2 separate regions of the Mus musculus genome follow, and region 2 is linked to region 1. The links are chromatin loops, found by intact Hi-C in ENCODE. Cell type or tissue: left cerebral cortex. All regions are shown on one strand. Each heading gives the region's core, and the rest is flanking DNA. Links, peaks and the distances in the headings are about the cores only. Region 1 has its middle 57 kb from the start of Gtf3c3. Region 2 holds the start of Dnah7a (dynein, axonemal, heavy chain 7A).

Region 1 (15,233 bases), core at 3,859-11,858:
TTTAGGTTTGTTGAGGGATTACCTTCTTGTTTTTTCTAGGGCGTTGTTCCCGTTCTTGTATTGGTTTTTTTCTGTTATTATCCTTTGAAGGGCTGGATTCGTGGAGAGATAATGCGTGAATTTGGTTTTGTCGTGGAATACTTTGGTTTCTCCCTCTATGATAATTGAGAGTTTGGCTGGGTATAGTAGCCTGGGCTGCAGTTTGTGTTCTCTTAGTGTCTGTATAACATCTGTCCAGGCTCTTCTGGCTTTCATAGTCTCTGGTGAAAAATCTGGTGTAATTCTGATAGGCTTGCCTTTATATGTTACTTGACCTTTTTCCCTTACTGCTTTTAGTATTCTATCTTTATTTAGTGCATTTGATGTTCTGATTATTATGTGTCGGGAGGAATTTCTTTTCTGGTCCAGTCTATTTGGAGTTCTGTAGGCTTCTTGTATGTTCATATGCATCTCATTCTTTAGATTTGGGAAGTTTTCTTCAATAATTTTGTTGAAGATGTTTGCTGGACCTTTGAGTTGAAAATCTTCATTCTCATCCACTCCTATTATCCGTACGTTTGGTCTTCTTATTGTGTCCTGGATTTCCTGGATATTTTGAGTTAGGATCTTTTTGCATTTTCCATTTTCTTTGATTGTTGTGCCGATGTTCTCTATGGAATCTTCTGCACCTGAGATTCTCTCTTCCATCTCTTGTATTCTGTTGCTGATGCTCAAATCTATGGTTCCAGATTTCTTTCCTAGGGTTTCTATCTCTAGTGTTGCCTCGCTTTGAGTTTTCTTTATTGTGTCTACTTCCCTTTTTAGGTCTAGTATGGTTTTGTTCATTTCCATCACCTGTTTGTATGATTTTTCCTCTTTTTCTGTAAGGACTTCTACCTGTTTGATTGTGTTTTCCTGTTTTTCTTTAAGGACTTGTAACTCTTTAGCAGTGTTCTCCTGTATTTCTTTAAGTGATTTATTAAAGTCCTTCTTGATGTCCTCTATCATCATCATGAGATATGCTTTTAAATCTAGGTCTAGGTTCTCAGGTGTGTTGGGGTTCCCTGGACTGGGCGAAGTGGGTGTGCTGGGTTCTGGTGATGGTGAGTGGTCTTGGTTCCTGTTAGTAAGATTCCTCCGTTTACCTTTCGCCATCTGGTAATCTCTGGAGTTAGTAGTTATAGTTGACTCTGTTTAGAGATTGTTCTTCTGGTGATTCTGTTACCGTCTATCAGCAGACCTGGGAGACAGATTCTCTCCTCTGAGTTTCAGTGCTCAGAGCACTCTCTGCTGGCAAGCTCTCTTACAGGGAAGGTGCTCAGATATCTTGTATTTGGACCTCCTCCTGGCCGAAGAAGAAGGCCCAAAACAGGACCTTTCTCAGACACTGTGTTGCTTTGGCAGTTCCCAGGTGATACAGACTCTCACCTAAGCAGACTAAATTCCTAAGTTCCTTGGAGTCCCGGGACCAAGATGGCGACCGCTGCTGCTGTGGCTTAGGCCGCCTCCCCAGCCGGGCGGGCACCTGTCCTCTGGTCCGGAAGGTGGCCGGCTGTCCCCGGCCCACACAGGGTGCTGCCTCAGCGCCTCTGTGCTTCTGCCTGTTCCAGAAGCTGTCAGGTTCTCTGGCGCACCCTCTCACCTGTTCAGACTAATTTCCTAAGTTCGGCGGGTCCCGGACCAAGATGGCGACCGCTGCTGCTGTGGCTTAGGCCGCCTCCCCAGCCGGGTGGGCACCTGTCCTCTGGTCCGGAAGGTGGCCGGCTGTCCCCGGCCCACACAGGGTGCTGCCTCAGCGCCTCTGTGCTTCTGCCTGTTCCAGAAGCTGTCAGGTTCTCTGGCGCACCCTCACACCTGTTCAGACTAATTTCCTAAGTTCGGCGGGTCCCGGACCAAGATGGCGACCGCTGCTGCTGTGGCTTAGGCCGCCTCCCCAGCCGGGTGGGCACCTGTCCTCTGGTCCGGAAGGTGGCCGGCTGTCCCCGGCCCACACAGGGTGCTCGAGGCCACCCATTTCAATATCAGCATTAGGGTATGTCTGATTGAGTGTATAAATAGTATCTCTTGTTTATTCTGTGTGTGTGTGTGTGTGTGTGTGTGTGTGTGTGTGTGTGTGTGTGTGTGTGTGTATGTGTGTGTGTGCATGTGCGCACATGAATGCAGGGGTCTCTCATTGAACCAGTTGACTAGTTTGGCATGCCAGGAAAGTGTTCTTGGACTCAGATACACCCAGTCCTCACATGAAGTAATTTTATTCTCTAAAACTCCATTTTCCAATATATTCTTGCATAAGCTCAACTGGGTTCCACAAAGGTATACTGGTTAGTAGCACTTGTAAAAAGAGGTGATGGCTTGGGATAGGAGACTTCCAGCTCCATGGCTGAGCTGGACAAGATGCCCGCTGGAAGAATCTAAAGATGGCTGTCATGGTGAGGTCTCTGTATTCTGATTTTGCTCAGTCATTGGCTGGAGTGTCAATAAAGGCAAGATGTCTCTGGATGCAAAAACACTCTAAGCACACCACAAAATGGGTACCACAAGAAGGGATGAATTCAGAAAACACAAGGCTTACAGGGTTAGACATTTAAGTGCCAGAATTCAATGAGGAAATAGAAAAAACAGTTTTAAGAAGACAAAATAGAAAAAGGGCTGAAAATTTTTTCAGAGAATTTAACATTCCAAAATGTCATGACATTATGGCAGTTAATTACTATTTCTTATATTTCATTTATAATTTGCCACGGCACTCCGGTCGAGTCAGCCTGTCAGGCAGGGATGCCTAAAAGCTGCTCATGAGGCAAAGAGCTTCACGGAAGCTCTCCTCCTGGAGTCTGGCGTTCCCTTTATCCCATACATTAATTTTCCATTCCCGAGTTAGTCTAGTGTATGGATCCACATGCTCTCTTTCAGTATTTTCCTATTATAAGTGCCTTTTAAGATTGAATTCTGACATAGTTAAAGCCTTCCACCAGTGTTCCAACAGTCCTAGAAGTCCTTGAGGAAGATCATGGGCTAGAAATTCAATAGGAATGTTGCTAATCAGAATAGCCTCTAGTACTACACTATAAAACCTAGGTCACTCCCTTACACAGGAATTTACCATCACTAGGAAGAAGGAAGTTTCAGACCAAAGAGAAACCAGAATAGATACTTAGAACTAAAGGAAGTTTCAGACCAAAGGAGAAACCAGAATAGATACTTAGAACTATAGCGAAGTTACACCCATACATACGTATTTAAAATGGCCTAAGGGGAAGGTGGATCATTTTTTAAAGGAGTGGGGAGCTGTAGGAAAATTAGAAAATTTGGTTAGACTTAAGAAAGCTAACTTTAGTATCTGTTATCCAGTCTCTGCATGCTTAGAAGGCTCAGGGCTTGACTGAAGTTTTGGCTGCATCTGTCAGAAAGGTTGGATGAAGTGAGGTCATCTGGAATCTCCAGATCCCTGAAGCTGTTTTGGAAGCAGTGGATTGTGCAGGATGCACAGAGCAGTTAAGGATAAATCTTTGCTCCTTGTTTGAACAGGTGGAAGGCAGCTGTCTTTTTTAATGAGTTAATTTGATCATAACCAATTGTAATCTTTATTCATGCCATATGAAGGATGGCATGAAGAATCTTAAGGATTTCATAGTCAACAAAATTTATTGTCTAATTTTAGCTGAAGTTTTGGCTAAAGACATTTTTATGTCTAAACCAGTTACTGAGCTGTTCCCATGTATAGGAATCAGCAAATCAGTTACCCGTCCTGCTTGATGTTTTCAAATTTTTCTTTTTTGTAGCCAAGAACTTCAGGAGATCTTTCTGTCATATTTGATCCATATCACTTTGGAAGCGGTCCAAAGCCTTTTCTTTTCTATTAACACAAATACAGAGCCTCTCTCCCAAAATAACATGTCCTTGGTTCAGGATCCCAAACTTATAACCACATGCATTTTGATAAATAAAACAATTCAAAGCAACTAAAGCAATCTAAGCAAATATTATTATCTATTGAGATAGTGTTCCCCCACAATTTCCTGCCCTGATCTACATGAGATCAAGGCCTAAATTATTCATATGTATACTTAAAATTCTCTCTTCTATGGAAATTAGTATCTCTGTGGATATGTATGTCCCATTTCTCTTTATAATACTTAAATTAACATAAGTTTCTACTGTCTGAGATAAGATTTCTCTACTTCTCTTCCCCTGCTCTTGACCTACCATTTAAGATCAAAAGCCTCAATTTATTTATTAACTTTCTATACTTTCCTATGTATTCAGCTTCAATTAAATTCCCTTCTACTTACTGTATAAGCCTATTTCCAGACTCTAAATTTGTCAAACCAGGCTAAGCAGTCCCAGAAATTCCATGTAGACCATATTGAGATCCCTAATGCTGCCCTGGCATAGACCTTTTCAAATTTCTTCTAATGCACTTTTCTCATTTATTCTATTCTATTGAGATTAGTATCTCTGTGGATCTATCTATCTATCTATCTATCTATCTATCTATCTATCTATCTATCTCTTGAATTAACATTCTTTCCTTTGTGTTTAACTTTAAGTTGCCTTTTAATACTTAAAAAACCGCTTAAACATTACCATTGTACTTTAATCTATCCTTAAAAACAATTAAATTACATTCCACTCATCTTTATCTTTTGATTACCTGCTTGTTGAAGGAGAGCAGTCTCTATTGTCTGCCTTCCTCTCCCTTCTGAGCAGCCTGTCTGTTTGCACAGCAGGGGCTCCCAGCTCCTGAGAGTTCATACTCTCTGAGCCAGCCAGAGGCCTTTGCTAAGGGTGGGTGGGTGCTGTGTGCCTTTGTTCTAGTTCCAAGGCTTGTGCAGCTTGGGGAAGACCCATGTGACTCAGCTGAGAAACCAATTCTCCCTCCCTCCTAAACTCAAGTCACACAGTGATTGTTTTCCATTCAGTATCTCCAATTTTTAAAAGCAAGTTCTTGCCCCAGGTTGGTACTCCGTCTTGTATTTTCTTATGTGCATTAAATAACAGTACATTTAGAGTTAAGCTTAATAATTTCATTGTTTTAATACATCAACTTTTAATATTATATATATGATATGCATGTCAGAAGTGCTGGATAGCACCAGGGAAACATGAGGACTGATGATATGAATTCACAGTGACTGTAGCATGCACAAGACTTATGCAAGTTAAAAACCAGACAGAATCCCAGTACTGAGAAGAGGAAGTGGATATAAAGTCCCACCTCTAACTGAGACACTCTGCAGTTAATACCTGCTGGGAAGGGAAAGTCAGTGTTTCCAGTGGGCTATTGTTGGGAATATTAACCATAGTCTAAGGCAGGCCCCATGCCCAGAAGTAATTGGGCAACACAAAATGAACCCCATTTTTCTTATCTTGTATGCACTCGTTCTTTTAGTATATTTTGTCTTTTTTTTTAAAAAAAATTAAAAATTAAAAAGTTTTAGTTTTTGTTTTTAGAGCAAGAAAGAAAAAGGTCATAGAGTTGGTGGAAAGGGAATGGGGAGGATCTGGGAGGAGATGGGGGAGGAGGAGGAATGATAAGAATATAGTGTGAAAAAATTCATTAAAAAACTTAAAAAGATTATGTATGGCTACACATACATGTATATGTAATATGTATAATTTCAGGTAAAAAAAATAGGATCCCTTAAGGCAGAATAAAAAACCGTGGTGTTATTTGCTCCCTATCCTTTTCCTTCTGTATAGCTCTTCCCTCCTCCTTTGCAGTGGGAGCCCCTCCCCACTATTCTACCATATCTTCATTATCATCATACATTTTGGACAGGACTCATAATTTGAGCTGGATCTGACCGGAAGGTGTTGGCTAGTCATGTCACTCAGGCCACTCCCTTTGTAAATTTTGTGTATTTTGTAAACCCACAAGGCAAGAAAGTGGACACCTCCCCTTCCCTGAGAAGGTCTATCAGCCAGGCCCCTCCTCAGGACCTCCCTAATTGTCATAATGGCACTTCCAACTTCTGTAACTGTCACAGAGGTCATCTCCAGCCCCTTAATAGGACCCTCCCCTGATTATGATAATTTTAGGTGAAAAGTCTGAACAGGAAAACTCACCAATCCCTGAGCACTGCCAAACTCGGACTTGAAACCCCACAAATCGTCACTCTGGAAATCTCTGCCCTAGAAAGTCTTGCCCACTAAGAAACCTTATATAAAGGCTATGTCTGCTCAGTTCCTAGCTGTCTACTCCCAGTAGAAGAGGCAACTACCCCTCAATTCATCCCTCCACACCCTGGACCCTCCCAATAAATATCTTATGAGGTTTGTTGCCTGATGTGGCTCTTCATCAGAGGAAGCCAAGAAGCAATGAAGAGAAGTGAAGAAATGGAGTGGGGCTGAGGCTCCTGCGCTCCTGAGCTCAGTTGGGGATCCCCTCTCCTGGGAGCAGCAATGCCTCTGCTGAGGAGGCATCCTCTCAGCTGTGTGGGTCTTGGGCTCCCATTTCTCAGAATGCCCTTCCAATGGGATACACTCTCCCCTCAGAGCTGTGTGGTTCCTCGGCTTCCAAGTCCCAGGACACCTTCACATCCAAGCAGGAAGGCCTGGTACTGGAACCCTAGCCAGCTTCCCAGGGATAGTGAGGTCATGGGCCTTCAAAAAGAATCTACTACTGCCACTTTGCCAGATTAGCATAATTCCTTACTATATTCTAAATCTCATAACTACCATTCCTCATCAAAGAAGCTTCTATGTAGAGTAAATGGAGACCATTCCAGAAAACAAAACTGAACATGTTGCAGAGAGCAGTGCATTGTGGGAAGCCTAGTCACACGAGATGAATGTACATCACAGCTCCTGGATCTATGACTCAGGGAACATCACAGAAGAAAGGGGGCAGAAAGAAAGAGCCAGAGGACCATGAAGTTTGCTGTGAAGCAATCTCTCCTAGAAATGGTTGCATAGACAAGACTGGAACAATGGCAATATCAATAGACCTGTTAACACAGAAGAGGATGTGTGGCATCCCACTCCTGGGAAAGAAATACAGCCAATTAATGACTGCTGGGAGAAGGAGAAGGAGTCTTCCCAGGGATGAGACCCCCTTGTTGGTTGTCCAGTGCAGAGTAGTCAGCCTTGAAACCATATACACACCAACATAATGGACTCAGCAAGTTGTATTTACATGTATTTGTGTGTATACACCATATACACATGCATATATGCATATGCACAACTGTAACAATACAAATACTCATTTGAGAGTGGGGAGGACATATGAGGGGCTCAAGGGAGGGTAGTTGGGAAGACCTAGAGGGAGGCAAGGTGTGGGGAAAGTGGGTTCTGTCTCAATTAAAAACGTGGGGGCAATAGAGGTGACTGGGCTGTTAAGAGCACGGGCTGCTTTTTCAGAGGGCCTGGGTTTGATTCCTAGTACTCATATTGGGTTACAACCTCCTAATCCTCAGGTCCAGGAGATCTGATGCCCTCTTCTGGCCTTTGCAGGCACTGCATGTACATGCTGCAGATACACAAGCAGGCAAAACACCTGTACATAAAAGGAAACCTAAAAAACATTTAAAATACTTTAGAAAAAGAGGGGTCTGAGTGGAGCAAAGTGATTAAGCATACTTTTTAATGACATACTTTCCAAGCCCAGTTTTGTATTGTTTACATAGATACTGGGTATTCGTGAATTTTCTCCATTTCAAGTGTAGGTCTTACTGAACATAAAAAGGAGACAAGGGGAGTAATTGGCCACTAGGGGGAGCATGGGCTCCACAGAACTTTCCAAGTGCACTGGGACACCTGTCCAGTATAGAGATGGAACAGCATTTTTTCATTTATTTTTCAGACTATAATATAATTATATGTCATCATTTATATCCTTCTCTTTCTTGCCTCAAAACCTTGCTCTCTCAAATTCATGGCATCTTTTCAGTACTTGTTACATACATACATACATACATACATGTGTGTATGTATCATGTATATCACTGCCACCCTAACCAAGAAAGAGGACATCATAATTAGTGTCCTTGTAGGTTGCCGATGCTCACATCGTCTGAGCTGTGCCAGTCTTACTAAGCTGCAATTGTGTCTCACAGTGTGAGGGTAGATGTGAGGGAGTCGCCATTACTATGTGGTGTGGTAACAATGCAGATTTTCCCACTGCATGCTGACTTTTACTCAGATGCTAGACCTTTGTACGGCCGTCCGGGTAGCTGGACTGGGCTGAGCTCCTAGGTTCCCCCATAGACAAGGGCAGCACTTCTCAGAAGCTGGTCAGGGACTCGAGTGGCTGCATGATGCACCCCATTATGTAATCACTCACGGATGCTTCTATTTTCCACTTTGTGCAAAGCTCTGGTGTTTGATCCACAGCACTGGCCCTCCCCCAAGGCTATTCCTTTTTATGTTTACTCTGGACACGTCTCGCTTGCTTGTCATGTGCTGTTTAAGTTGTGTGATCATTCCTTAGGAATTTTCCAGGTATTCAGATGTTTTTGCTTTCCCCATTCTTATGTTCAAATGGTTGAAGGACCTCATGATTGCAGGGACATGTTTTGTAATGGAGGCTGTGCTATCCTCCCCTCCATTTTAGCAATAGGTGTTCATATATTTAAAATTATTAAGTAGGCTTATACACTTTTTGTCTGTATACACTTGACCATGCTAAAAAAGAGTATCTCTTAATTCCATTTTATCTTTTTATTATGTCTTTTTACTTTTACTAACTTAGTGTATGTGTGCATGTCGTGAGATACATGCAGAAGTCTAATGAGAACTTGTGGGAGTAGGGTTCTCAGAGCTGGTTCTCTCTAAAGTGGGATCAGGGGATCAAAACCGGATCAGTAGGCTTGGCAGGACTCTGTTACCCATGGAGCCATCTCGGTAACCCTATTTTCTTATTTTTATCATTAGTAAGTGTTAAAGTCCATTTTGTCTTAACATTTTATTAAAGGCTTTCTCAGAAATCTGTAGGGATCATATAAATTTTGTTTTGTTTTGTGGTCCTGGAGATCAAACCTGAATCTTCATTCATGGTAAACAAGCTACATTGTCTATTATTTTAGTGTTTTTGCGTCCTAATATTGACTTGTAGTCCTCTTTGTATATTAATTCCCACTTATTCCTTGGAAGTATGTTCCAAGAATAGTATAATGGACTTCTGATATGGAGACTCTATCCAGCCCTAGATAGCCTTAGAAAGTAAGAAGCTAGAAACCAATGCAACTTATGGCCAATGTGTAAGACAAGAACTAGACAAGAACATTCTGCTAGAATGCCTACACATACACTCAGATATGTCCAGGAAATGTTGAGTGAACAGTCTGTGTTGTAAAGAAATCCAAGCTCTGGGATTCTGAAATGCCAATGGACACTAGCAGAGCCAGTTAGCTCCCTGTCCTTTTCTAGGTCCCAAGTGCAACCTCACAGCATGTTTAGTTTTTATTAATTATTTATCTACATCCCAAATGTTGCCCCCCTCCCTGAGTTCTTCACCCCATCCTCCTCCCCTTTACCTCTGAGAGGGTGTTCCCCTCTTGGGTAGCTCCTCACTTCAGGGCATTAGGTCTCACTGGATTAGAGGCATCTTCTTCCACTGAGGCCAGACAACATAACCCTCTGATACATATTTGCTGGGGGCCTTGGACCACCCAGTGTATGCTCTTTGGTTGGTGGCTCAGTCTCTGGGAGCTCCCAGGGATCCAGGTTAGCTGACAGTGCTGGTCTTCCTATGGGGTTGCCATCCACTTCAGCTCCTTCAGTCTTTCCCCTAACTCTGCCATAGGGGTCTCCGACCTCAGTCCAATGATTGGCTGTAAGTATCTACATTTGTCTCAGTCAGCTGCTGGTAGAGCCTCTAAAGGACAGCCATGCAAGACTCCTGTCTGCAAGCACAACATAGCATTAGTAATGGTATCAGGGATTGGTGCTGCCCCACCCAGCCCCCATGAGATAGATCCCAAGTTGGACCCATCACCGGTCAGCCATTCCTTCAGTCTCTGCTCCATTTTTGTCCCTGCATTTCTTTCAGGCAGGAGCAATTTTGGGTAGAAAATTTTGTAGGTGAGTTGGTGTCCCCATCCCTCCACTGGGAGGTCCTGTCTGACTATTGGAGGTGGTCTTTTCATGTTTCATATCCTGTTGGGCATCTCAGCCAAGGTCACCCACATTGAGTCCTGGGAGCTTCCCCCATCTCAGATCTCTGGGACTTTTTAGAAGTTTCTTCCACCTCACCACCCCTGGCAGCTGTATATTACTATTCATTCTCCTGGTCCTCTGGGCCACCCCTGTTGTTTCCCCCACTCCTTATCCTGCTCCCCACCCCCCATCACAAGGTCCCTCCCTCCCTCTGCTTCCCATGATTATATTGCTCCCCTTTAAATAGGATTTAAGCATCCACACTTGGGTCATCCTTCTAGTTTAACTTAGGGTCTGCAGGGTGTATCATGGGTATCCTGTACATTTTTGCTAATATCCACTTATCAGTGAGTTCATACCATGCATATCCTTTTGGGTCTGGGTTATCTCACTCAGGATGGAACACTCCACCATTGCTGTACTTGTACAGCCATTCCTGAAATCAATCTGGTGGTTCCTCAGAAAATTGGAAGTAGTTTTATATGAAGACTCAGCTATACTACTCCTGGGCATATACTCAAAAGATACTCCACCATATCACAAGGACATGGCTCTACTATGTTCATAGAAGTCTTATTCATAATAGCAGAAAGTGGAAGCAACCCAGATGTCACTCAACCAAAGAATGGATACAGAAAATATTGTTCATTTACACAATGGAAGAGGGCACAGATCACAGCTGCTGGATGTGTCCCAGGGGAACACAGCAGGCAGGGGTTTCACCAGGCCTTTCTGGCTTTTAGAGTCTATGTTGAAAAGTCAGGTTTAATTCTGATAGGTCTGCCTTTATATGTTACTTGGCCTTTTTCCCTGGCAGCTTTTCATATTCTTTCCTTGTCCTGTACACTTAGTGTTTTGGTTATTATGCAGAGAGAGCTATTAAAAACAAGGATGTTATGAATTTTGCAGGTAAATGGCTGGAACAAGAAAATATCATCTTGAACAGGCTTATTGATATTAGTGTTATCCACAATTAATTCTACCCCATGTGGAATAGAAGTTCCTGAAGAACAACAGTTTAGAGCTATTTTTAAAAACAAAGGACAAACTTACTTTTAGTGAGATAAAATTTTGTCTTAAAATACAAATGGCTATTTATAGAATACTAAAAAATTAATCTCAGGGCTGTACAGGCACCAGAAACACCCATGTAAACCCTGCCTGCTGGGTTCTCTTAGGACACACCCAGCAGTGGTGAACTATGCCCTATCTCCAGAGCTCTTTAGTACCACCCAGGCTCTGCCTGTGTTCCTGCAGGGCTGTGGGCACCAGGGCTATCCAGCTCCCCAATTCCCTGCCTGACAGGTCCCCCTGGGGCACACACATCAGCAGTGAGCTATGCCCTAGTCCCTGAGATCCATTTCCTGACCTACAACTCTGCTGGCATTCACAGAGGCCTACTGGCACTAGGGACAACCAGATGGCCAAATGCCAGCAAAAGAATACTATCAACAAAAGCCAAAGCAACATGACACCACTAGAGCCCAGCTATCCTACTACAGCAAGCCCTGGATATTTTAGCATAGTTGAAGCACAGGAAAATGACTTTAAATCCAATCTTGTAAAGGTGATAGATGCCTTTAAAGAGGAAATGAATAAATCCTTTAAAGAAATCCAGGAAAATACAATCAGATGAAGGAAATGAATAAAACTGCTCAAGACCTGAAAATAGAAATAGAATAAAGAAAACACAAACCGAGGCAACCCTGGAGATGGAAAACCTAGGGAAGAGAACAGGAACTACAGATGCAAGCATCATCAACAGAATACAAGAGATGGAAGAGAGAATCTCAGGTGTAGAAGACAGAGGAAAAAAAATCAATGCATCTGTCAAAGAAAGGTGTTAAATCTAAAAAATTCCTGACACAATACATCCAGGAAATCTGGGACACTATGAAAAGATCAAACCTAAGAGTAATAGGAATGGAAGAAGGAGGAGATTCCTAGCTCCAAGGCCTTTATAATATTTTCAACAAAATCATAGGAGAAAATTTCCCTAACCTAAAGAAAGAGATGCCTATAAAAGCACAAGACGCTTACAGAACACTAAACAGATCGGATCGTAAAAGTCCTTTCTACATAATAACCAAAAGACTAAATGTACAGAACAAAGAAAGACTATGAAAAGCTGCCAGGGAAAAAGGCCAAGTAACATATAAAGGCAGACCTATCAGAATTAAACCTGACTTTTCAACATAGACTCTAAAAGCCAGAAAGGTCTGGGAAGATGTCTTGCAGACCCTAAGAGACCACAGATGCCAACCAAGACTACTATACCCAGCAAAACTTTTAATCACTACAGATGGATCTATTAAGACTAAACAACTTCACAGGCATATTAAATCTGGGAGCAAAGTTTATATAGAGTTCATATAGATTCCTCTTAAGTTTTACAAATATGGAAAGGTTAGGCCATGCTCTAATGGTGTCAACAATATAGACAATGTAGAACCACTGTCTATCCCTTGATCCAATAAGTTAGGCATTATCTCCAGGCTTCAGAAGGATCAGTACTCTCAAAAATAAATCAAAGCATGCAGTCTGAAGAGTCTTGTCTGAACTACTCCCAGCCTTGGAGCTTGGCCCTGCCACATATCCTGTGTGCTGGTAGAATGTAGTCTGAATGCCTGCACCTAGCCTACTGTACCACATCCAATTCTTAGGTCTATTTTGGGTCTCAGAGCCATGTACAGGTCTAGCCTGGTAAATTTCCTGAACCTGCCGGCATGCAACTTCCCAAACCCTAGTCACACATCCTGTGAGCTGGCCCGGTCTGAAAAGAGAATACTTTAAAATTCATTAAGTTACAAAATCTAAAAAATTCAAAAATATTAATGTTTATTTTTGGCCCTAGTACTCAAGAGGCAAAGGGACATAGATGTCTGTGAGTTTGAAGGTACCCTAGGGATACATAGTGTGACCTTTTCTCAAACAAAACAAAATCTCCCAAAACAAAACAAGAATATATAAAAGAAATGGATGGATTTCTCAGGCAAAAGAACCCAGAATAGTGAAAACAATCCTTAACAATAAAAGAACAGCTGGGGGAATTCACCATCCCTGACCTCAAGCTTTACTACAGAGCTACAGTGATAAAGAACTGCATGGTATTGGTACAGAGACAGATGTGTTGATCAATGGAATAGAACTGAAGACCCAGAAATAAAACCATACACTTACGGACACTTGATCTTTGACAAAGATGCCAAAATATACAATGGAAAAAAGAAAACATCTTCAATAAATGGTGCTGGTTTAACTGGCTGTTTGTATGTAGAAAAATGAAAATAAACTTACTTTGTCACCTTGCACAAAACTCAAGTCCAAGTGGATCAAAGATCTCAACATAAAACCAGATACACTGAATCTAATAGAAGAGAAAGTGGGAAAGAGCCTTGAATTCATTGGCACAGGGGGAAATTTCCTAAACAGAACTCCAATGGCTCAGGTTCTAAGATCAAGAATTGATAAATGGTACCTCATAAAACTGAAAAGCTTCTGTAAGGCAAAGGACAAAATCAATAAGACAAATTGGTAACCTACAGATTTGGAAAAAAATCTTCACTAACCCCACATTCGATAGAGGGCTGATATCCAAAATATATAAAGAACCGAAGAAGCTAATCACCAAAAAAAACCAAACAACCCAATCAAAAAATGGGGTAAACCAAGAATGACAACAGAGGAATCTCAGGCTGAGAAGCACCTAAAGAAATGTTCAAAGTCCTTAGTGATCAGAGAAATGAAAATCAAAATGACCCTGAGATTCCACCTTATACCAATCAGAATGTCTAAGATGCAAAAGCCATCCATTGGATGGAGCACAGGGTTCCCAATGAGGGACCTAGAGACAGTAGTACTCAAGGAGCTGAAGGGGTTTGCAGCCCCATAGGAGGAACAATAATATGAACTAACCAGTACCCCCAGAGCTCCCTGGGACTAAACCACCAACCAAAGAGCACACATGGTGGGACCTCAGGTGACAACACATGTGAGAGAGGATGTGGAGAAAGAGGAACATGCCTCCATTGCTGGTGGGATTGCAAACTGGTACAACCACTCTGGAAATCAATCTGGAGGTTCCTTAGAAATTGGAAATAGATCTACCTGAAGACCCAGCAATACCACTCTTAGGAATGTACCCAGAAGATGCCCCACCATGCCACAGGGGCACATGTTCCACTATGTTCATAGAAGCCTTACTTGTGATTGCCAGAAGCTGGAAACAACACAGATGCCCCACTACAGAAAATGTAGTTCATTTACACAATGGAATACTACTCAGCTTTTAGGAATGAGGACATCCTGAGTTTTGCAGGCAAATGGATGAAACTAGAAAATATCACCCTCAGTGAGGTAACTCAGACCCAAAGGACATGCATGGTATGTACTCACTAATAAGTGGATATTAGCCAAAAAATAAAAGTAAAATAAAAGTACAGAATACCCAAGATATGCTCCACAGAACTCAAAAAGCTCAGCAAGCTGAAGTGCCCAAGTGAGGATGCCTCTGTTTCACTTGGGAGGGAGAAGAAAGCAATCACAAGTGGGGAGGGAGCAAGGGACCTGGCAGGGAAAGTGGATGGGGAGGGGAGTGTGTGTGTGTGTGGGGAACCTGATCTGATATTGGGTGAGGGGAAAGGACTGAAACCCTGAGGGCCAGCAGAAAGAATGGAAACAGGCAACCTTGGGAGGTAGGAGGTTGGGGGACTCTCCAGAATGCACCAGAGACCTGGGAGATGAGAGACTCTCAGAACTCAAAGGGAGGGACCTTAGATGAAATGCCCAACAGTAGGGGGAGGGAACTTATAGAGCCCACATCCAACAGGAAGACAGGACATCAAGTGAGGGAGGAGGTTGCCACCCCACAGTCAAAACTCTGACCCATAATTGTTCCCATATGAAAGAATTACAGGGATGGAAATGGAGAGGAGTCTGAGGAAAAGAAGGTCCAGTGACAGGCCCAAAGTGGGATTCAGCTCAAGGGGAGGTCACAAGGCCTGAGGAGGCTATGGCGCACTTACAAAAAGGGACCTCACATGACTGCACTCTGGAAGATCCAACAAGCAGCTGAAAGAGTCAGGAGTATATATTTGCACCCAACCAATGAACAGAAGTTGCTGACCCCTGTTGTTGGATTAGGGAAATGCTGAAAG
Region 2 (15,233 bases), core at 3,655-11,654, 670 kb after region 1:
TCTACCCAAGGGAAGCTCTAAGTAGCTGACATAAACGCTACAGAAGACAGATAACAGGAGTGAAATAATGCCTCCCTGTCACTTGACGGACGCGGTAGCTCGACATCTCTGATCTAAAACTCACTTTGAGGAATCCATTGATGCCTGTCAGGATCTTGAGCTGGGCTTAGTCTGAAAGGCAAGGAGAAGGGATTGCTTTTTTCTTTCATGTTTCAGTTTGTGGCATCCCAGACAATGAAGAGAATTACTGTGGGAACCCAGCCCCATGTGCCACATTCCTTCTGCCTGACAGAGTACAGGACAACCTACACACATAAAAGCACTGCTTTTGCCGAATTTCATTAAATGGGTTTCTTTCTAGAATTTTGGCAAGGTGCCTTGCTGCAGACAGATTTAGAAGCAGGATCCTGCAAGCGAGAAGTTGGCCAGGGAAGCAGTATGAATGGGAGGCTGCAGAAGCAACGCAGAAAGTCACAGTAATGGGATGTCTGCCATGACAACTATAGGCCTTTGAGTGTGGGGCATGTGTCCAGAAGGCAAGGACTGAAGTATGCTTATTGATGGGAAATGGCTGGCCATCTCAGGCTTCTGTCTGTCTCCAGTGGTTGCTGTTAATCCCCAGATGCCCCCTGACCTCCTCAGGATGTGACCCTTCACAAAGTTGTCCAGTTGACCTTGGGCTTCTAGCAAGCACCCTCTGTTCCTGGGAACTGCTTGGAGAAGGCCTTGTTAGCTGGTAGCCTGGCCACACCTTCCTTTCTCCCACTCATTGTCTGTGGGCTTTGAGGTCATTTTTTCTCTTCTTATTTCTTACCTTCTAAATGTTTTTAATAATTCTACATGGGGTGACTCAAACTGGTATGCTCGACTGGCTTTCCAGTCTTCCCACTGTGCCTCTGGAGCACAGAAGGACAAGTACTGTGTATCTTCACCCCGTTCTCGGATCCACTTCCTTCCTCCTGGCCTCAGTTGACTGTTGTCTCTTCCTGAAATTTGTCTCCAATCTCCAGATTTGGGGTCTGCAGCAGTTATGTGAGTCAGGTAGCTTTAGAGCCAAAATCCTATGTGAAGTCACTTTGGAGTTGTCTGTTTTGAAATTTTTTTAAAACTAAAACTCCAGAGAAACTTACAAGAAACAGGCAGAATGACTAAGCCATCCTGGTCCTTGTGTAAGGTTACAACAGGTAAACTCAGCTCATTAAAATGTTTGACTGGCTGAGTGTGGTGGTGCACACCTTTAATCCTAGCACTTGTGAATTAGATGCAGACGGATTGATGTCTTCTGTGACTAGGAAGCCAGCCTGACAGACAAAACAAATTCCAGGCCAGCTAGGACTACACAGTGAGACCCCTATCTTTTTTTTTTTTTTTTTTTTAAGATTTATTTATTTATTATATGTAAGTACACTGTAGTTGTCTTCAGACACTCCAGAAGAGGGCGCCAGATCTTGTTATGGATGGTTGTGAGCCACCATGTGGTTGTCAGGAATTGAACTCAGGACTTTCAGAAGAGCAGTTAGTGCTCTTAACCGCTGAGCCATCCCTCTAGCCCCGAGACCCCTATCTTAAAAGAAAAAATTTTAGCAAGGATGTAGAGCCATTATATAGTATTGGTAGACATTTAAATGATTGTGGTTCTGTGGAAATTGGCATTAGGTTAAAAGAAAGAGAGAAGGAAGAGAAGAAAGAGAGAAAGGAAGAAAGAAAGAGAAAAAGGAAGGAAGGAAGGAAGGAAGAATCCTGAAAGTAGAACTGAAGTCACATGATCCATCTGTATGACTACTGGGCATGTAGCCATGAAACCTACGTCATCATACAACACGGATACTTGTACATCCATGTTTACTGAGGCACTGCTTACAACATCCAAGTTATGGGAATCAATTTAGGTATAGCAGATGAGTGGATGAAGAAAATGGACACATGGAATATTATTGAGCCACAAGGAAGAATGAGATTGTGTCATTTGCAAAAAAATGCACTAGAGATTGTCGAATAATATAAGCAAGACTCAGAAACACAATTATCACATGATTTCTCTCACGGGGAGTCTAGACTTAAAAGAAAAAAGTTATAATGAATTAGAAGGAATATTCAGTAGGGAGAGGAAAAGCAGGGAACTGTGGGTAAAATACAATTAAAGTACAGATATAAATGTATGAAATATGATAATTCATTATTTTATAAAATTAGTATATATGATTTCTTTGAAACAGAACTGAGAATTCCCCGCAGTATGCTTTTCATCATCTTAATGCCCCCTGAGCCAAGCAAGCTCAGGGATGTGTTTACTCCCAAGTTCCTAACTATATAAAAAGATATATCTCAAATAAAACCCCCAACTCTTTGTTCAGGGATGCACTGCATTCAAAATGGTTCTACATTCTCCATACCCTTTGCAGGCAATATATGTTTCTAGCATGTTCTGCCTTCTGCTTGGTGCTTTTTGGCTTTGTACTCATGGGGATATGGACCTAGTTTGCTTAGTTGCGGACCATTTTCTGGTACCAATTCTCACCATCCGTGCCTACTATCTGCTTCTCCTCAGCTTTTTACTATTCATAGAAATGGCTGTGACGTTACATTTGAATCGCCATGACCAACCTCAGATGTCTACTTCCAAGACCAAATGGAAACGTGGTACACTTCTGCAATCGAAGTCAGTGCTTGACTCTTGTCCTTTTGAGAATTCCTTCCGCCCACGTCAGCCATCTTTGTTGAGGCTCCACCCACGCTGAGCTCCACCCCCAGCTGAGCCTCCACCTTCCCACTTAACATTGCTTCTGTGCACCCAACAGCCCTTTCTTCCTCTGTTGATTTCAGGCTCACCAGACTCTTCCATGTTCTTCTCCATTGTCCTGCTGTGGTACCAGCCATCGCAGGATGTTTTGTCTCTAAATCCAAAGCCTTTGGAAAAGCAGCACAGCTGTTAGGGATGGCGCCATCACTAATTGAGAGGTTTTGTCCACCGTGGGTTAAGCCTTTCATCTCCTGCATTGTTTCTTCTTTCCATAAGCTACTGATTTCAAACTTTCCTTCTTTCTTCTACCTTTTAACCACAAACTATAAGATGTCTTCTCAGAGTGTCTTTATTTGAGTCTAATATTACCTACTTTCATTTCTTTCTCTTGACTTACATGGCATGTGACATGTTTCCTTTTCATTTGTATTTAAACACAAGCAAAACTCTCCTGTTTAAAATAACATCGTTCTTATTTTGGGCAATGCTCCAGGTCCATGTTTTTACCTTTTAGTCGTAAGATGTTTTGAATATTGTACCGTATAATTTTAAAAACAGACTTGCTTTTCTCGAGAGCTCTGCCCATGCTCCCGGCCAGACTCTGTGATCAGCAACTGCCCGCCTCACTCAGCCCCACCAATAGCCAGCTGACACTTTTCCCACGAATGATGGGAGCTTTGATCACTCTCCATCCATCAGCCATCCCGCGGCTAGCTCTGCGGAGCTGTCAATGACCGCCCCAGCTGTGCCCTTTCTCTGCCCACCTTTGTTCTGTGGATGGAAAGCACCAGACAGTTTTAACACTTTAAAAGCAGCCAGATAACACAACTGCTGGGCACAGAATCTATTGCCCTAAATTCCTCAGTTATCCTATATCAGAATTCCTCTGGTAGTGAAGGCCACCACCGGTTCTAGTTGCCCCCAGGCCTTACATGGCTTTTGTGCTCCTCTACCCAAAGCCTGGCAGAAAAGCTACCTCTCTCTATCTCATCCCCTTCGCATCCTCATGGGACCGGGAAATCCCATCTTTTCCTCTTCTCCAGGAGTTAGCTTCTGCCCTCTTTATTGACACAATTCGAGAACCAATTAGGGAATCAATAGCTTCCTCTACAGAATATTGTTGGATATTGTTCACTGTTGGTTGCTAGTGCAATTTAAAAAGTGATAATTCTTCTCTATCCTAGCTAGCTCTCAAATAAATGAGGCACAGACTATAAGATTTATTTAATCAAGCTGCTTTAGAGCGTAGTAGCTGAGCCGTTATTGATTGATTCTATTCCTTTAAACTATCTGGCTACCTCCTAGCCCAAATCCCTGAGATACTTGCAGTATGGTATTGATCTAGCTCTTTCTCTTTCTGCTCCAAGTGTGGGTTCCCATGGTGTCTTTTCGACTCTCTCCTCCTGGTGACTCTTTGTTTCCCGTCTCTCTCCCCCTCCCTTGAATGGAATCAGAAGTCCAGCCCTATTCTCTTTTCTGCTCAGCCATTGGCTGATCAGCTTTTATTGGCAAATCAGTGACTAAATGGGAAGCAATGTTTACACAATATTCAGGCAGGAGACACACAGAATAACCATTACATGGCATGTTCGTCTTGCAACCAGAAATGGAGGCAGAGAGATCAACATTTGAGTAATCCAAGGATAATCTTTACACAGTGCACCATAACATTATGTTTACAATTGGTTCTCTTCTGGCCCCTCCCAGTGCTGCTGTATCACAATGCACCACTCCAAAGCTCCATGGTATGCTCACCCCTGACGACCTGAAATCATTAGTTTACTCTCTTTCAGAAGCCTTTGATATCACTTATCACATCCCTTAAAACACCTTTTGCCTTGGTTGTCTTATTATTCCATTTTCTTTTTAACTCTGGTCACTTTTTCTGAGCTCTTTTTTAGGGTTTCCCCTTCTGTTCAGTTTTTAAGCTATTGGTATTTAGTATTTAGGTTGTTTTAAAAATAGATTCCCATTTGTTCTTGCTTTACATACTTTGTGAACCCTTTAATTGGAGCTTAAGGATTTGATGTTTGGGCCATGAGGTGATTCTGGTTTTCTGAGTTACCATTAGGCTGTTTTTTCTTAGTAGGTATACCAGTTTACACTGCCCTGTAGTGCAAGGTCTCTGGCTCTTCTGCATCCTTGCGAGTACTTGTTAATATTCTGAGTATAGATCTCTTTTCCAGTATAACATTTGTAAAGAATTGTTCTTATTCCACATATTGCCATTTTAGTCTGATAGTTTCTTTGTTGCACAAAGAATGATACCTTTGAATGTTGCCTTTGAATAGGGTTGAGTTAGTTTGTCTTCTTCTGTTATTTTGGGGGTCAGATCTATTAAGTTAATGCAAAACCCAGTGCCATAGAGCCAGTGAAATAGCTCAGTGTGTAAGGACATTTGCTATCAAGTCTGCTACCCTGAGTTCAATCTTTGGAACATGCATGGTAGAAGGAGAGGAGGCTAATGCCCACAGATTGCCCTCTGACCTCTACATGCTTCCCTCCACCCCCAAGTAAATAAATATATAAAACCAAAAGAGGGGACTGGAGAAATGGCTCAGTGGTTAAGAACACTGTCTGCTTTTCCAGAGGTCCTGAGTTCAATTCCCAGCAAACACATGGTGGGTCACAACTGCTGGGAGCCATGGCCTTGTGGATATTTTCTAGCTTACATAAACAATCCTGAGAGAACATTCGTTGTATTAACAGTAAGAATGTTTGTAGGAAAAGAGGACACTGTGACCGTTGGTTCCAAGAGCTGAAGATTGCCACCTGACCTTCAGAGAGCCCCTGGGCTCTTCCCCCTCCCTTGGAGCCTCCTTTTGCTTATGCTTATATTGACACTCCTGAGTAAAGTTTTTCAGAGCTTGATCAGTGTGATTGAATTGCTATCATTCTTCCTGTCTCCTTCCCTCCCACTCTCTCACTCCCTTGCCCTGGGTCCCCACTGATTATCCCTGCAGGCCTGGGCACAGGACCATCTGTAGTGGGGTCTGATGTCCTCTTCTGGCATCTGGGTACATGCAGAACACTCATGTGTATAAAATAAATAAGATTTTAATAAAAAATAAAACCAAAAGAAAATCAAGTGCCATGAGACCCTCTGTTTTCATTAAAGGTTTTAAAGTTTTAGTTCTTCCATGTAGGTAATCCACCTACAGGAGGTGATTTTTATATGTGACATTAAGTGTCTATGTCACATTTGTGCACGTGGATATCTACTTTCCTCAGTATCATTTGTTGTGAAGACATTGTTTCATCACTGTAGCTTTGTACTAAATTTTGAAATAAAAAAAAATATGAGGCTTCCAAATATGTCACTTAAAAAACGTTGTTTTTGGCCATTCGAGATCCCTTAAGATGTCACATAAATTTTAGGTTAGGAACCTGCCATTTCTCAACAGAAAACGTTTACCGTCAGGCATGGTGGCATAAGCCTGTAATTCTAGCACTTGGGAGGCTGCCACAGACAGATTGAGAGTTTGTGACCTGTCTAGGCTAAGAAATGAGACGATCTCAAAACCAAACCAAAATAAATAAACAAAATTAAACAAAAACTTTTCAGTAGGAGGCAGTTTACATTGAAGTCTAAACTCCTCACTCTATTTTACCAGATCTTTAAAATAGAGCACTTATTTATCTTCATCTTCATCACCGGACTCCAATGTGCTTTATTCCAACGACAGTCTGATAGATTTCGTTTTTGTTCTTCTAATTTTCTTCTGTTCTTCTGATTTTTGTTTTTTGTTCTTCTAATAACCATGAAATGTCTCAGGCTTTTGCATCTGATTGCTCTGCCCGAAATATTCCTTGCACAGCATGTGTCCTCCTCTTTCAAATCTCAGCTTTCACGTTTCTTCTGCATCTTCTAAGAGAAATGACTCACAGCACTGTTTCTATTAGTTATGAACACATGCCTTACGGTCACCCAAGCCTATGCCTGAGGGACTGTCTTGGCACAGCTTCGTTCATGTAGTCAATCACGCGTGGATTTAAATGAATTTCCGAAGGCTCACTTTCTAGTGTGTTAGGGAAGTCAACAGAACTGAACACTGAGGCTCCTGGATATGGAGCACTTTACAGGCTTTAGTCTTGAGTGCCTTGTCATTATTCTATTTGCCTACATTAGCAATGAAATCTGCAGAAACAGCCGAATGAAGGCTTAAGGCAGAGAACCACGCCCACGCAGACTCGGTGAAAGATGCAGTAACTTGAGGACCCACTTAGACATCAAGGGGTCTTCGCTCCTCACAGTTGCCTGCCACCCTCTGTAAAGTGGAGTGAGGGCTGTGTTGGAAGCCACCTAGGCCTCAGAGAGCCACCCTGCTCGACCTCTCAGAAAGTTCTGCACCTCATCTCGCAGATGCAGACGACCGGAAGTAGAATCCGCCAGTTTGTTGCTTAGCAACGAATCGACCACGGCGGTTAAAGCTCTCAGCTCAGAAAGAGCCTAGAGCTGTCCAGCGGCGAACAACTCTCCTCTCCAGGTCCTGAGTTCCGCAGCAGCGATCCCGGCCGGCGTTGCCTGGCCCGCAAGTCGACGCCATGAGCAGCAAGAAGGTGAGAGCTGGGCCGCCAGGGTCGGTCCCGGGGGCCAGGCACGCAGGAGCAGACTCCAGTACCACCCTGGCGTTGAGTGTTTTCCCTCCAGTTTCCTTCCCAACCGTTGGACCTCGTTGTCGTAACAACGGGACACAAACTGGATGCGCCATCGGTGGAAACTGGCTCCACAGCGACCCCAGCTGCACACTGGGAGTGTTTGGGTGGGAGGAGGGTGGGCGGTTTTGATGCCAGTTCAACCCAAATAAAAAGTTGATTCTCAATCTGAAAATTGTACTCAGCTTTTAAGATTTTTCATCCCTCCATAGTGGTTTCTCTTATAAACCGAGTTTGTTGTGAAAATGGCTGCAAAAGATGATGTGGGGGTTGGGGAGATGGCTTAGTGCTTAAGAGCTTGATATGAAGCCATGAAGACATAGACTCAAATCCCCAGCACCCACTTCAAGGCCCAGTGTGACTGAGCTTGCCTGTAACCCAGCTCTGCGAGGGTCAGAGACAGGAGGATTGCAGCAACTTCCCATCCAACCCCTTAGTTTCTGGTTAAGTGAGAGACCCTGTCTCAAAGTAGTAAGTCAGTGAGTGATTCACTGGCTTCTGGGCAGAGGCAGGGGCACCCTTACACAAAACATGGACATATCACACACGCACGCACACGCACGGTCACCGGCACATGCACTCTCTCACACGGGAGGGTAGTTTACAATCTTGTGCTATTTAGGTTTTGTGACAAAACAGAGCAAGGCAACTCAGAGAGAAAATTCTTATTTTGTCTCATGGCTTGAGAGGTCGCTGGGTTCTGGGTGTTTCTGGGCGCTGGACTGAAGTCTATATCAAGGCAGGGAGGAGGGCATGGCAGAGAGCACTGGGGAAGAGGCTAGAGAAAGAGCAACAGGTTGAAAGCACACCCCTAATAGCCCTCATTCTTCAGCGGGGCTTTACTCTCAATGGCCCATTCCCACAAACTTACATTAATTTATGGGTGAAAGTAGCATTTTCATCACCAATTGGTGTCACCCCTCGACACAAGAGCTCCTTGGAAAGACATGTCATATCTATCCTATTACAGCTATAGTTATAGATTATATAGGTTATAGAGTACTAGCAGAGGATGTCAAGCCTGCTAACCAAGTAAGCAGTAGTTATGTAAATGCTGGAGAAAGTTTTCAGTTTTTTGCAATCCACATATTAACTAAGAACTAAGAGACAGGTGTTTTGTTTCATATATCTAAGTACAATTAACAATGACCAGTACACGAACAAATGAGGAAAGAATTTCCCCAAATTACAGATACATGTAAGAGGAAAAAACACAACAAAAACCACCCAAGCAATCACTAGACCTCCCTGTGTGATTCTTAACAAAATCACAGCTCGTTACCATCTATACTCGAGTTGCTCATTTGCTTGATGGCCAAGTAAGACTTTGGCCCAATCATGCAACCACAATCTATACTGTCAAAATCTAAAATAGTTCTTTTGTTAACTGTACAGTGGTTTTCCTGGAAAGGTATTTTTATTAATTCTTTTCACCTATGCTAATTTAAGACTACAGTTTTCCTTTTGAAAAGATGAAAGTTCTATACTTTAATCTAAAACAAATAAATGGATTAAATTTTCGGAAATTCCATTTTCACATGACATTTACTTACGTTGTCACTCCGTTTGAAGCAGTGAGCAGTGGCAGAATTGTATTTACTGAGGGGTTTAACATTTCCTCTCATGAGTGGAAGGTTGAGAGGGATGTGGCATTTTTCAGAGATAGCTGTCTGGGTTTTTCTCTTAAGTTCGGTATTTAAAGAGAAATATAAGTCTTTCCCAGTTGCTCGTTTCATTTTTAATGCTAGGAAAAAACTTCAGACACTTAAAAGATTCAGTTGAAGGAGTTTCCAGAATTCTAAAGTGTCACTACTCAGCCACTAGGAAGCTGCTCACAAACGCAGGGGAGGCAAAACTGCTGCAGCCACGCTATGCTCAGTACTCAACTGTACAGAGCCAAGTGACCATCGTTTGTCTGCCACGTTCAACTGCTTATTCGCTTAAGAGGATGATGATGACAATGATGACCATGACGATGGCGATGATGATGCAATGACGATGGCGATGATGATGGTTTTTGAGATTAGGTTCCTTTGTATAGTACTGGCTGTCCTGGGACTTGCTCTGTAGATCAAGCTGGCCCAGACCTCACAGAGATCTGCTCGCTTCTGCCTCCTGAGTGCTGGAGTTAAAGGTATGTGCCACCACTGCCTGGCCAAAAAAAAAAAAAAAAAAATTGTATGAGAGTTTTGCCTGTATGTGTGTGTACCATGTGTGCAGTGCCCGCAAAGGCCAGACGAGGGCATTAGAATCCCGGAGTTCAAACCGTAGACTGCTGCAAGTGGCCATGTAGATGTTAGATGCCAGGCCCTCTGCAAAGGCAACAGGCTCTCTTAACCACTGAGCCATCTCTCCATCAAATTGCCTGTCTATCATTAAAAAGAAAGAGGAGAGAGTTTTCTGTGAGACCAGTACTGTAGTAACAACTTTATCAACCATAACTCAAACATGTGTCACTCATATTTGGACTAAGCTGTTAGAATTTATTTTTGAAACAAGGACTTACTACAGAGTTGAGACTAACTTTGAACTCATAAAATCCTCCTATCTCAGCTTCTCACGTGCTGGAATGTAGGTATATGACATCATCTCCAACAACACTATTAAATTGTGAGAGGTTATTGGAAATTTAGCAGAAAAAAAAAAGTCAGTTCAACAGAAACCTTTAAGCACGGCTCATGCTTGGGTTGGTTATGTAACAGGTTTCACAATATCCCTTCCAAGTGTTGAGTAGATAAAAACCAAGAAAGAAAAATCTGAAGGATTAGACTGTTCAGCAATTTGTTGCGGAGCATGCATTTATACTAAGTTCCTACAGAGAACAGATGTATACTCTAAAAGGTAATTAAAGAATAGTTGGATAGAGAGCTTCTGCAGAGGTCCGGGGCTCGGGGGGTCAGGGAGCACACAGGAGTGTGAGGCAGGCTTTGTTTTAGAGCTAATGCAAAACGTGGCAGAGAGAATCAAATTTAGATTAGTGAGGAAACAGGCAGCACACGGCCGTGGCTGAGGGGCCAGTGAACCCCGTGAGAGTCAGAAACACAACCCTTGTCCCAGGAGCCACAGTCAGGGACTGTTTAGTCCCACAGATCCGCAGTACTTGCTCCTGGTGCTCAGTATGTTGTGACGGCTCTTATTGGTTAGTTTTGACAGGAAGTTTGATAGTTAGGTGCTTAGATGTTGCCCTTGCCTGTACATAGAATCTATCATCCTCATCACAGAGTAGGACAAAATAGAGACTCAGGGAGGGGCAAACAACATAGCTGTCACAGAAATTACTAAAAATAGAGGAAGCCTTCATAGAAAGAAACTATTATGAGCAGACGCACTTTCCTGTCCACAAATCATCTGGGAGCCAGTGCCCAGTATGCATGAGTGCTCCAGAGTCAAAAGCATTTTTAATGCTATGGTGTAGTTTAACTAAAACATCGAACATCTTTTTCCCCCCAAAATTTATTCCTGAGCACAAAATTGGAGGACAAAGGCTGTCTGTTCTTCCCTTCCATTGTGTGTTCCAGGCTATGGAACTCATGTGGTCAGGCTTGGTGGCAAGTGCCTTAACTACAAGGCCATCTGTCCTGGTTAAGTGGCTTAGTTTATTTTAATTAATACCTAATTAATTAATTAATTAATTAATTCTGTTAACTTGATACAAGTTAGACCTATCTATAAAAAAACAAAAACAAAAATGGAACAACCTCAGTGGAGAAAGTACGCCTTTTCTTTTCTTTTCTTTTCTTTTCTTTTCTTTTCTTTTCTTTTCTTTTCATTTCATTTCTTCTTTTTTTATTAGATATTTTCTTCACTTACATTTCAAATGCTATCCCCTTGCCTAGTTTCCTCTCCCCTATACCCTCCCCCCACCCTGCTCCCCAACCCACCCAAACCTTTCCTAATTATGGCCTGCAGGCAAGTCTGTGGGGCATTTTCTCTGAGGACTGGTCTGGAAGGGCCCAGCCCTCTGTGGGTGGTGCTGGACCTGGGCAAGTGGTCCAGAAGCTTATAAGAAGGCAGGCTGAGCTTGCCAGTAAGCAGTGCTCCCCTGTGGTTTCAGCTTCAGTTCCTGTTTGGGGTTCCTGCCTTGGGTTCCCCTGATGTTGGAGTATAACCTGTAAGCCAAACAAACGTCCCGCAACCTAAGTGGCTTTGGTCATGGTGTTTTATCACAGCCATAGAAACCCTAACTGAGACACCATCTTACCAACCCTGAAATGGTTTCTTAATTTCAACTTTCAACTGCTTAGTACTAGTCTCTCCCTGCAGCCTCCACCCCACTCTGTGTGTGTATATGTGTGCTAATTTTGTATCTTGTAACCTTGCTGGATGAACTAATTAGTTTTAATAATTCCTTGGTGTATTATAAATTTTTCTATATATAAGATTATATTATCAGTAAAATCAAGTTTTAGGATATTTTGAATGGTATGCTTGTCTTTATAGCAAACAATGTAAAACTTGACTGAGTGAATTAAATTAAACCGGTTCTTTCCTCCCTACACAGGATAAGCTATCCACTAAAGGCAAATCAAAGACGCCAGTGAGATTCCTACCACAGTTGCCTATGGTAATTTGTTAATATATTATCATTCTTTTTTCTCTTATGATAGTGTTGCTTACTATTATCTGATTTCTAATTCTGTGTTCTAGTTGAATCTATCCTGATGGGGAAGTCCTGTCTGGTGCATATCTTAGAAAAACCACTACCTTGATAAACTCACCACATTAGTAATTCCTAGCATGCATGGATGGTTGGAGGAATCTGAGGCAAAGAAATCCCAGATGATCTCAAGGAGGGATGTCAGTGTTAGCATCAGGAAACAAGGGCTTGGTCATGGTGGTGTGTCTGGCACTGTGAACTTTGCCTGGGTCATTTATTTCTCTGAACCTCCTTTGTGACATCAGAGGAGATGGCTCTTCTAGTGTCAAAGGCTGTACTACAAAAGATTTTGTAGACTTTGGCTTTGTTTTCATTATTTCTCCATAAATTACCACTGTCTGTGGAAAAGGCAGCTACTAGGCACTGTTAGTGGACAAAGCATTGGAAAAGTTTGGTTCTGTTGCAGTAAAACTTACCATCTACTATCTACTAATTCTGTTGGATTTAATGACATTGAATTGCACTCTTACAACTTCTAAGACTTGAGTCTAAGTAGAGTTTCAGGACAGATATTATTTTGAAACATATTTTTCAAGTCTTAGAATAAAATGTATGATGGAATCTGCATTGCTTTGTACAGGGAAGATTCCTAACATTTTTTTTTATTAAATAAATGCATCGAAACAAACAAACAAACAAACAAAACCAGAGACTTAAATGAAAACACCAAGGGAATAATCTTGAGCATTTCTAAGCACCTGTTTTAATTTTCAGTCTGTTTGCAGTGTTTCAGCCAGGATTATTGGGAATCTTATAAGTAAAACCTTAACTTTCTTACATCTATCAATGTTTTTATGTTTTCTAGTTCACAAATCAAAGTACTGAAATGAAAAACAATTTCTCTTTAAAACTTAACAAATTATAAAATTGAAAATGTTGCTGTTGGGGAGTATGAGCCTGTTACACTTGTGTTCAGTCACTGCATAAGTATTTGGGGTCAGGTGAATGAATTTTTTCAAGCCAATAAGCCATATGGTTATTGAAAATGTGTTTTCTGGCTGACTGAAAACCTTACAGTATGCTCACATTTAAGCACATCTTGTGGGTTTTCTTTTATATTCTTGAGCATTTGTGATTTAGGAGAAATCATACTTTTGAGACAGTTTAAAAGAATCTATTTCCTTGTTTGTATCTAAACATTAAGTTCATACTCGTGTGAAAGCACTCCAGCAGCCACAAGACTAAGGGTGACTTTGCTCACGGGCACTCGGGCTTCTCTAAGTCTTAGAGGTCTGATCCAGCACAATTGCTCTATGCTTTCATGAACTGTGACGGGAGTGAGATAGCCCTCCTCAATCTTGTAGTTACGCCTCTGGGCACACATGGCCTTTGTGCCTGTGGGTACAGGGATGAACGACAGAGGACACTTTTCCAGACCTTGACCGTCTGCTACGTCTATGCAATGCAGGCCATATGGCAACAAAATGGAGGAGATAGTTTGGAAGTAAGATGGTTTGGAGAATAGGGATGAGAGCTTTGAAAACCAAGATGAAGGTTTGTTTTTCCTTTCCTGAGAGTTAATGATTCTGAACAGAGCAGTCAGTAGGCTCCTAGGAAGGCTGAGGTAGCCTTGTCTTACAGCACTGCCTGTAAACCAAAACCCATATCTTCTGCTGCCTGCCTTATTTGAAACTACTGTCAGCCTAGTCCCACTACTGACCTTAGTCTCTTCATATGTACCATGTTTACTGTTTCTAAAAACACGTATGGAATAACATTGGATATCTCTTTGTACAGTCAATAGGGTAACAGAATAATTTGTCATCCAAACAGACATATTGGAAGAGAAAGCGCTACCAACTGTGCTTGAACAAGAGGTGTAAACTGAGACTATGTTCTATAAATTGGGGTTAAAGTCACCATAAGAGGGACTGCAGTGACTTCTGATGCTAGCCAGAGCCCCAAACCCACATCTTCCATGATATAAGAGCGCCCGGCTATGCAGCCCTATCTCCTCTCCTCCTCACTCTGTTTTCAGGTTCTCACATAAACTTAATTTTGCAGAGTCCCTTCTGATCCTGTCTCATCTAGCACATCACTGCGCCTTCACTCTTTGATTTCCCCCATATTATTACTTCTTGATACTGTATGACACATCTATTCTGATACAGCTGTGAAGACTTCCACCTGAATGTATGCACCAAGAGGGGAGGACCAGATACTGTCCATAACTAGACTCACTGCCTTAAGTAAAACCAGCATATGACAGGGGCTCAATAGTTCCTTGTTTAAAAGGAATGACTTGCCTTTGGACTGAGTTAACCCAAGTTCCCTGGCTGCTCACCCCAATATCTTCTCTCAAGCTTGCTCCTATCTTTTGGCCTCTAATTCCTGATGCCCTTTCTGTCTTCAGTAAGTGAATTGATATCCTTCTGTATGGAGAACCTTTGTTTCAAGGTTTGGCTGCCATTAGTTTTTCTCTTGAAAATTTCAAAACACTAAAAGAATTTTGGCTATTTTTTATATTCTGTCCTGGTTAGAAGCACATCATATTTTATGTGTAAAACAGAAAACAGGACATTCCTTATCTGTATAAAAGGCATGACAGTGTTCCAACAGTATTTGTCTCAAAAATTTAGTATTAAATTATATCAAATATTAATTGTAGTATTAAATATGCTACTTTATATTAACATTGTGGAATATGCCAAATATGATATAGTCAATGTAAATATAATGTAATCAATTTGAAGAGTTACAGTGAGATAATTTACACCTTCTCTTTTGAATTATCTTCAAAATCCAGCACAAGTTTTATTTGTAATACGTTTCAGGTCAGAGCAGCCATACTTCAAGAGATTCAAAGCTACAGAGGACTATAGAGGTTACTTGGGCAGAATAGGTATGAAGAGCAGGCCAGACACTGGAACAACCACTCTCTGTAGATGTGAAGGAGAGTGCTCAAGATCCATTATTTCTCAGAAAGCTCAGCCTCAGACCTCAGTGGAGATTGTGTTGCGGAGGTGGTGCCATCTTTTGGGATACTGAAATCCTGAAAGGAAACCTGTCTCTCTAGCACTTGGCACTTGGTGACACTTGTGGAAAGCCACCATGGAACACCAGTTTAAGGTGCTAGAGGATCATCTCTGGTTAGCAACACAAAAGGGGGAGGGTGCGTCCCGGACAGGTGCCAGATTGCTGGCTGCCTCACCAAGTGTGTATGAGAAAATCCACTGGACA

What was found. Peaks named below come from ENCODE experiments on the same cell type or tissue, not always from the same donor. Only the 100,000 strongest peaks of a DNase experiment are listed, where the experiment ranks them.
Region 2: a loop joins it to region 1, with 6 times the contacts of the local background. A loop is called at or near these places in 7 of 42 quality-filtered maps.

The regions. Positions count from the first base shown.
Region 1 is chr1:54,373,926-54,389,158 of GRCm38, reverse strand. No RefSeq gene overlaps it. Among named protein-coding and RNA genes, the nearest start is that of Gtf3c3, 57 kb to the left of the region's middle. In left cerebral cortex, for the core only: CTCF peaks have their summits at 7,467 (motif pointing left) and 7,676 (motif pointing right); DNase peaks (open chromatin) are centred at 6,679, 7,460, 7,662 and 8,233.
Region 2 is chr1:53,698,745-53,713,977 of GRCm38, reverse strand. Dnah7a (dynein, axonemal, heavy chain 7A) reads left to right here and starts at 7,194. Exons shown (of 66, transcript NM_001252070.1): 1 at 7,194-7,300; 2 at 11,898-11,960. The coding sequence starts at 7,286. It overlaps Gm32311 (a long non-coding RNA gene), which reads right to left and starts at 13,652. Exons shown (of 5, transcript XR_373404.3): 1 at 12,115-13,652; 2 at 8,950-9,547; 3 at 125-171. In left cerebral cortex, for the core only: CTCF peaks have their summits at 7,470 and 9,642 (motif pointing right); DNase peaks (open chromatin) are centred at 6,914, 7,139, 7,423 and 9,671; H3K4me3 peaks cover 833 bases; H3K27ac peaks cover 939 bases.